Linked DNA regions of Homo sapiens: region 2 is linked to region 1. The links are chromatin loops, found by intact Hi-C in ENCODE. Cell type or tissue: Calu3. All regions are shown on one strand. Links, peaks and the distances in the headings refer to the core of each region. The heading gives the core; the rest is flanking DNA. Region 1 has its middle 100 kb from the start of SPATA8. Region 2 has its middle 67 kb from the start of SCDAL.

The links. A loop is a pair of places that touch in the nucleus more often than their neighbours do. Peaks named below come from ENCODE experiments on the same cell type or tissue, not always from the same donor. Only the 100,000 strongest peaks of a DNase experiment are listed, where the experiment ranks them.
Region 2: a loop joins it to region 1, with 17 times the contacts of the local background. A loop is called at or near these places in 1 of 110 quality-filtered maps.

The regions. Positions count from the first base shown.
Region 1 is chr15:96,883,963-96,888,355 of GRCh38, reverse strand. No RefSeq gene overlaps it. Among named protein-coding and RNA genes, the nearest start is that of SPATA8, 100 kb to the right of the region's middle. In Calu3, for the core only: no CTCF peak of the experiment used is centred there; no DNase peak of the experiment used is centred there.
Region 2 is chr15:96,407,442-96,411,834 of GRCh38, reverse strand. No RefSeq gene overlaps it. Among named protein-coding and RNA genes, the nearest start is that of SCDAL, 67 kb to the right of the region's middle. RefSeq lists a silencer at 1,182-1,476. In Calu3, for the core only: no CTCF peak of the experiment used is centred there; DNase peaks (open chromatin) are centred at 1,789 and 2,094.

The sequences.
Region 1 (4,393 bases), core at 214-4,213:
AGATGTGGACCCAGGTGTGTTGTTTGCTCGAGAGAATTTATTTCGCCCTTTGGGATTATCTGTGAGGTTCGGTGGTCAGTGGCATGTAGATCCCTGCCTCATCTCCAAAAAAGGGGTATTGATGCCTATCACACCATATTGGTGGTGGATTAAGTTAGGTAATATAAGGAGAAGTCCCAGGCTAGTGCTTGTTACAGGAGAGATTTTCAATAAAATTTAGTTCAATTTAAAACAGTTTCACTTGACTACATCCATCTTCTGATGTGAGTTGTATGGATAACTACAAATACATTCTGTCGTTTTCTATTTCTGAGCTTTTGCTCTGATATCCTCTAAAACCACTCTCCCTTCTCTGCCTAGAGAAATCTCAAGAACAGGCCTGAATGTACTTCCTCTCCATAAATCATTTCTTGAGTCCCTGATGACTCAGTCTGAATAGCAGTCTGACTGAATGGCATCAGTCTGAATGGCAGTAATAATGCTACTGGACTTAGAATCTTCAGGCCCAGTAGAAAACTTGAGATCTTGGAAACCAATGTTCACTTTCCAGATGAGGAAACCAAAGGTTAGAAAGTATATAAGACCAATCCAAGGCCACAGAACCAACAAGAGCCCAGGGCTTACATCCAGCTCTCTGATCTCCCACACCAGTTCCTTCTTTCTATTTCGCAGTTTACTATATGATTTTTTAAAAATTTCATTGTTTTATATACAAATTTTCTCTTCCTTCACTCAATTACAAGACTCCAAAACACATGGATGTTGTCTTAAAGACATACTTGTATATCGCACACAAACTTGTCCAATGCCTTGCAATATTCAATAAATGTTTTGAACAAAAAGAGAAAGAAAAGCAGGCAACTTTTTTTTTTTTTTTTTTTGGCGGAGTCTCGCTGTTTCGCCCAGACCTGACTGCGGTGGCGCGATCTCGGCTCACTGCAAGCTCCGCCTCCCGGGTTCACGCCATTCTCCTGCCTCAGCCTCCCGAGTAGCTGGGACTACAGGCGCCCGCCACGTCGCCCAGCTAATTTTTTGTATTTTTAGTAGAGACGGGGTTTCACTGTGTTAGCCAAGATGGTCTTGATCTCCTGACCTCGTGATCCGCCCGCCTCTGCCTCCCAAAGTGCTGGGATTACAGGCGTCAGCCACCACGCCCGCCCAAAAGCAGGCAACTTTTTATGGTTGCGGTTTCCCACGCAAGCACCCAACGGCTCAAGGTATAACTACTTCATTCCTGTTCTTACAGAGTTTTCTATGTTTCAGGTGCACAAAAATTAATCATTTTTTAATGTGTAAGTCTCTACTACGACCAGGTATTGGTACTAAATGCTTTAAACTTCTTGTTTTGCTTAAAGTCCACAACACTCTGCAGTAGTTACCAATATTGTCAACCAAATTTTAAAATAAGAAAAATAAGACTGAAGAGGTTTAAGTATCTTGTCCTAAGCCACACAGCTACAGTGGATCAGGACTCAAACAAGATCTGTCTCATTTCACAGCCCTACTGCTTTTTGTAATGCCAAACAATTTCCAAAGCCACCTCTGTTGCCCTGGTTGAATTCATGTTGCTCCATGTCACACTTGCACCTGTTGTCATCACCTAGGATAAGAACATACATTAAATAGTATAAATCATCTTGTCCTACCAACTTTCTCCTTTCAAAATTTCCAGGTGCCTACAGAAGCCACCTTGGTATTGACTTGGCCATCTTAGCCATTTTTATCTGCCTACCACCACAAGCCCTCAATCAAGCTGCCGTGAGGTCACACAATATACAGCTTGTTCTATAGCATCTTCCGAACTTGCCTTTGGGGCTCTGTTTTCGCTTTTACAGCTTCTTCAGCAAGCCCAGCATATATATTTCTTCTTCGCTGTGCATCTTATGCCAAAGTCCTCTTGTTTTCTTCCTTCATTTAACCATTGAACCTTGTTGAGCATCGTCATGTGACACAATCTTGTTCTAGAGGGTGAGTTAGAGAAAGGGAAGTAGGCGCAGAAACCAAGCGGTGCAGTGAATCATTAAATGAGGTATGAGCGAACTTTCTGTGGGACATAAAGCTGTGAATACAAATGGGGAGTGGTCACTTCAATGTCTTATTGGAGAGAGGGTTAAGTGACCATTGGAGAAAGGGTCACTTGATGTGGGTGAGGAAGCATTGGTAGGTTTTTCCCATCTTGACATAGAAACAATTATATAGACTATCTCCCTCTGAAACATTTTAGGCAAGTTGATCCCCACTGCCATAGTGCTACAATATCCCTCTAATCACATATTATTCGGATCCTATCAAATTTTAGGCCCTTAGGTAATAATCTGTGCACAATGAGTACAGAAATTAGGGCACTCACTGGAATAGAACAAAAACACCTAGAATTTAAGTTATATGTTCAGTCTCTTTGTTTACTTTCTATGCATCTAATTATTATGCTTTTAGTATAAGAAATCTTTAATAACATTTAAATATATAATCCAATGTAAAATTCATGATCTTTCATTTATACAAATCAAGAAACCATGTCTTTACGTTAGAAACCTAGAGATAAGGAGGTCAAACACAGGTGAGAAAAATGAGTCCTAATGCGGCATGAGTGTCAGGGGAGCTGCTGACTCAGAAACTCAGACCCCACAGTGTTACTAATCAGAAAATCAGGTAGCAAAGTGAGATTTAATAAGAATTATACTTCGGATTTCTGTAGTACAGGATGTTTATAAAGTACACACTTTCTCATACATATTTTCACCCTTGATTGTTATAACTTGTTAAGATCAATATCTTCTACTACTCCCATTGTACAAGTGCAAACGGTGAAACTTAGATGGCTTCAGTGATTTGTTGAAGATCACATCCCTAATAAGCAGCAAAGACAGAGCTACAGAAATGATTGGCAGACTCTCATTTCTACTTTTTTTCCATGATTGCAAACAGTTACCCATGTTTATGCATCAGACTCAAGGACATATATATAGGATTCAGTTCAACAAACTCTCATGGAATCGTATGGAAAATACTGGCTAGACCTCAGAGGATGAAGCAAAGCTAGGAAACAGACTTGTTTCCTGTCTTCGTGAAGCTTACTAACTTTTGGGAAGCTCTGCAAAGCAAAGAGTTTGGTTTCCATGAAAGAGGCTGCAATGCTACAACGATCCTTCGGTGGTCAGAACAATGGTTTCCACATAAAATAAAAGAATATTACAAATCTAATCCAATTATTCTAAACATGTAAAGTTGCAAGGCTACAATAGCCCTACAGTGCTAAGACCAATCATTTCTACACCAAACAAAGAAGCTGTTACAAATTTAAATCAATTAGTCCAAAAATTCCAGACCATTAGCTGCAAAACCTGAAACAATGGTACTCTCAAGAGAACAATGTGTTAGTGAGATACCACCCACCATGAACCAAGATAATTATCCAAGTCCCTGGACTGGGAAAAAGGTGCTAGTGGGTGCCAAACTTATGAAACAGCTCTCATCAATGGTATCCCAGCTTTTGCATGCCTATATTCTACCCCAGGGATAGCAAGGCGTGGAAGAAATTCTCACTCACCATGCCAACTAGCGAAACGAGGAATTGAAGTCATAACTGCACAGGGCTACAGTCTTTCTTCCTTCTTCCTTTTGTCCTGTCAATTCCATCTCAGTGCAACAGGACGACGTTGAGGCCAAAGATTATTATAGAACTGAACTTCAAAGGATTTGTCTCTGCAATTATTTTGGACTCCAACTCACTAGCAAATAGAAATCTTACATTTCTAAAATTCAACAGAAACCAGGACTTTGTAAATAGTAAATGATTAAAAAATGGTTATGAAAATTTGTATTTTTATACATCTCGTATATGTAGATAATCGAGATTGAGTTAGAAAATTCAACTTTCCCATTCAGTGTGATATTGGCTGTGGGTTTGTCACAGATAGCTCTTATTATTTTGAGATACGTCCCATCAATACCTAATTTATTGAGAGTTTTTAGCATGAAGGGTTGTTGAATTTTGTCAAAGGCCTTTTCTGCATCTATTGAGATAATCATGTGGTTTTGGTTCTGTTTATATGCTGGATTACATTTATTGATTTGTGTATGTTGAACCAGCCTTGCATCCCAGGGATGATGTCCACTTGATCATAGTGGATAAGCTTTTTGATGTGCTGCTGGATTCGGTTTGCCAGTAGTTTATTGAGGATTTTTGCATCGATGTTCATCAGGGATATTGGTCTAAAATTCTCTTTTTTTGTTGTGTCTCTGCCAGGCTTTGGTATCAGCATGATGCTGGCCTCATAAAATGAGTTAGCAAGGATTCCCTCTTTTTCTATTGATTGGAATAGTTTCAGAAGGAATGATCATAGAATACTATGCAGCCATAAAAGATGATGAGATCATGTCTTTTGTAGGA
Region 2 (4,393 bases), core at 307-4,306, 480 kb after region 1:
AATTTCTCCCTCCCCATCTCTTCAAGAGCAAAATATTAGATGAAGGTGTTCTATCGTGAGAATTAAAACCTTTCCATGTGTTACTTATTTAATGAAAAAAAAATCCTATAGTTTTGCAAACCTGCTTCCTGATTACTGGCCCATGGATAGCCATTTGAAGAACAACTATTTTCCTTTTCTCCTCTCTTTTTCTTTAGTTCTGAAGAACGTTAAAACAAAATAACACAAATCAGTCGTTCGGGAAATATAGTTTTATCTTCAAGTATAATTATCACTAGTGGCACATGACAGAAAAATAAATAGTATCTCTCATTCCATTCATTCTGTGACTACAATGCTATAAAATATCTTTTCTGTTTTTTTTTTTTTTCTGGGGGGCTTTTCCACTCAGCTTCATGGCTTTTAAATTTAAGCTAAGTTTTTGCAGCAGTTGCTCTGCTCAGGATGATAAGGGCTTGCTTTTCGGGCTCAGTTGTTTTAATATCAACCTTCTCCAGCTCCTGCCACAAATTCGAGCTGGAGGTCTGTTTATATGTCTGATATAAGTTGCTGGGGGGAGGTGTCACGGAGAGTTCCAGAGGGAGAGCAAATAATTAAGGTTTATAAAAATCAGGCACACTTTGACAGGAAGAGAATAAATAGTTCTGAAAGAAATTCATAGTAAAAGATTGGGTCAGGGTTGGGAAAACAAATTTGTAGTGATTCTGGTCTGTAGCACAGTTGGAGGAGGGGCTGAAGTGCGTCCAAGATCACCACTCCAAGAAACAGCCTATTTGAAACAGCTGTTTAAAACTTTTCCTGATTGTTACCTTTAAACCGATTAAACCAGCAGGCAAGTGCTTGAGCAATTTTTCAAACTCGGGCAACACCCAGTCCTCCTTCAGCGAATTCCTGATGAACACTAGCTAGGTATTTGCAATGTATCCACTCTTTCTCCCTCTTCAATGGTAGAGTTAGACAAGGTTGTTCACACTTTATTTGCATAAATTTTTTAAGGTGGGGAGGAAAGAGAACATGCAGTTTATTTTCAAGCACTTTGCCATAATGTGCTATGTAACTGGCAGAAGTTTCTGGCTTTGATTGAGCTCAAATCTTTCAAGAAAACGAACTTTGTAAGGAAGTTTGTTTGTGAAACTCCTAACCATGTCTTCTCTAGATTAGGGCGATGGAAGGGAATTGGGATACACGCATCACCCCTTTGGGAATACAAGATTGCTTCCACACCCCCTTCCTCCTGCATTTCTCCGGATAATTGCCCTCCCTCCCCTCACTAAGTTGCCATCCTCAGGCCGACCTGGATCCTGCAAGCCCCGCTGCCAGTTGGGATGCTGCTCTGTGTTCTTTTGGGGGTTCTTCACCTCTCTTGAGCTCAGGGCAGGGCAAGGCTCTGCAAGTCTAGGCACTCACGCAGACAGAACTATTTTCCACTGCGGATGGGGTGATGAAAGCATTTGAAAAGGTGCCGGGGAAGAGGATGTGTTCCCCACCCTGCAAGATCAGCTGGGTCAGAGGGACCCTGGGCGGAAAACGGTTAAGACTATTGCACTGACTTAGCAGAAATCCCAAGAGAAGCTTCTCCCACAAGGCAGAAAATATAAGTCTTTGGCGGGATTTCATTTTTTAGATGAGAGGAGGGACATTCGGAGAAAAACCAAAACTAGTAAAAAATAAAATTTAAAAACTAAAAATAAAAAAATCCTCTAATGGAAGAGCGCAGGAGGCAAGACCTAGAGTACATGCAATCCCATTCTCATATTGATCCGGAAAGACCCGGAGGCTGGGAGGGAGCGCAGTGTAGACTTCCCGCCTGGAACTAAAACACAAAGTAGCAAATTTGAGCAGAGGGAGTTGGCGCTGATTTTCTGGGACGATCTGCCGCTGTCCTGACTTAGGACTTTCGGAAGAGGAGGCGGGGTCGGCTCCGGGCCGCGCGGGGCTGGTGGGCGGCGCGGCGGGGGCACCCCGCGGCCTCCCCAGGCCGGGTTCTCTCCCCGACCCGGCGCCGTGCGGTGCGGCTCCCACCCGGCCGATCCCGCAGATCCCGTCTGGAGTCCTGCTAACACCTGTCATTTGAAGCCGTGTTCGCTCTGTCTTGCAAACATCTCGAGCATTTTTGATTCCGCTCGCCGCTCCTTCTTACTGAGTTGTCCGCGTCTCTCTGCAACTTGTCATAACCCATAATAAAATGCCTTTTCCGTCGGGAGTTGAAGTCCAGAGGGCGGCGGTTCTCTTTTCAACTGACAGCCGAGCAAAGGAGCCGCGGCGGCCTCCCTTTTGTCTGCCTCGGGGTTTAACTCCTGTGGGACCGGCAGTGCAGATCGCGCCCCGCGCCGGCGGCCGGTTCCCGGGTCCGGGGTCGGGGGAAGCCGCCACCCTAAAGACCACCCCGTCCCCAGCTCCCCGGCCCTGCCCCGCCGGGATTACTGCGGTCCGGGGCGCGGTTGCGGGAGAAAGTTCTGGGCCTCTGGGGCTGCGTACACACGTGCTGCTCAGGCGCGTTCCTCAAAACGAGAGGCGCCTATTTGCACTTGTCCTTTTTCTTCTTCTTCTTTTTTAATTGGAGGGGGGCCTGACCGAGAGCAACACAAGGGATAAGTGAAATAGAAGACTGATACCAAGGTCACGTCAGCCGGCATCCCGGCGGCTTTTCACTGGGCTGGTGATGTAACTGGTTCAAACCATTTTCCTAATTAGCCAAACCCATCCTATTATTATTTTCATAAACCTGGAACTGAAACATGAAGATCTGTTGGAGTTTTTCTGTCCCACGTGTGCACGTGAAGGGCTAACTCAGATGACTAATCAGATGGCCCGGGTTGGGGAGCGCGCAAATGCGGGTTTCATTATCTCTCCCCAACCCTTGCAAAGGGATCCCGAGCTCCAGGGTGTCCCACGGACCACGTGGCCCAGGTGCGCAGTCCTCAGCATGGCCAAGTGCCCCTGAGCTGGACGTCTGGCTTGGCCTCCTCCTGACCGAGAGGTTCCTCGGTACCCAGGGACACCCTGGGTACCTCGCCACCATTACCTATTTAGAAGTTCCCCACCCCCACTTTCTTCTTACCTGACCACCCACAGAGAAGTCGCCTTAGAATACCCTAAGGTCGCCAGTGGGAGCCTGCGAGTCTCCCAGGCTTTTTTCATTTGTCAACAGTTTGTGACAGAGAAGCCATGGCTTTGATGTCACCCGATATTAGGGAGTAGGCGGGTAGGACGTGGGTAGGAATAAGGAGGCAGGCTCCTGGGAGAGGGGAACCAACGCTGAACCCCGGCAGCTGCCTTCCTGGAGCCTTATTTTGTCCTTAGTTTATTTAAAGAAGGAGGTGGGGCCAGGCGCGGTGGCTCACGCCTGTTATCCCAGCTCTTTGGGAGGCCGGGGCAAGTGGATCACCTGAGGTCAGGAGTTCGAGACCAGCCTGACCAACATGGTGAAACCCTGTCTTTACTAAAAATACAAAAATTAGCCGGGCGTGGTTTCGTGCGCCTGTAATCCCAGCTACTTGGGAGGCTGAGGCAGGAGAATCGCTTGAACCCGAGAGGTGGAGGTTGCAGTGAGCTGAGATGGCACAATTGCACTCCAGCCTGGGCAACAGAGCATGACTCCATCTCAAAAAAAAAAAAATAAATAAAAATAAGAATAAAGAAGGAGGTGGGGCAGCCTCTGATGGAGATAGTGTCAGAGTGCCTCCTCCCTGACGCTTAAGGCCTCACATCCATCCCGGGAACTCCTCTTGGGGGGTTCCAAAACGAGGAGGGAGGCTAGGAGATTGTTCTCATTCAGCCAGCCATTGAAACGGAAACAGCCTATCCTGGCCTGGCTTCATGGCCCGCCACCCTCCCTTCTCAGGGCATCTCGCCCCAAGAGAGATGCTCACACTTTCAACCTGGTGCCCCGAATTCAGACCGCCTGCCTCTCATACCTCCTTGCCCACTCCTCTCGCCCAATTCACAGACTTTCTCCTAATTTCTTTCTGTGCTGGGAAGCTAGCAAAACCTTAAAAACAATACTTTCAAAACCCAAAACACATTCTATTCTCTAAAGGAAACCTGGAGAAATTGGCCAGCTGAATTCCGCAGATGACTTCCATTGAGGGGTAGAGTGGGAACTGGAGACGGTGGGAAGTCTGTGTCATAAACTGTGATAAGAGAGGGAACATAGAAAGATTCAATTTGAGAGTTGTGGTTATTTGACATTCCTCCACAAAGAAGTCAATTCTGTTCAGTTAAAAAGAAAAAACATTTCTGTTTTCTGCATCTGCAGGCAATGGTGAGATATAGTAAGGAGAAGTTTAATATTTGGAAAAATAGGTAGTAGAGGTTTTTGTATCCCCCAAAAAAGAAAAAATTAGAATATAGAAAAAAATGCATTTGTGTTGGAGCAATCAGTTCAGAAATA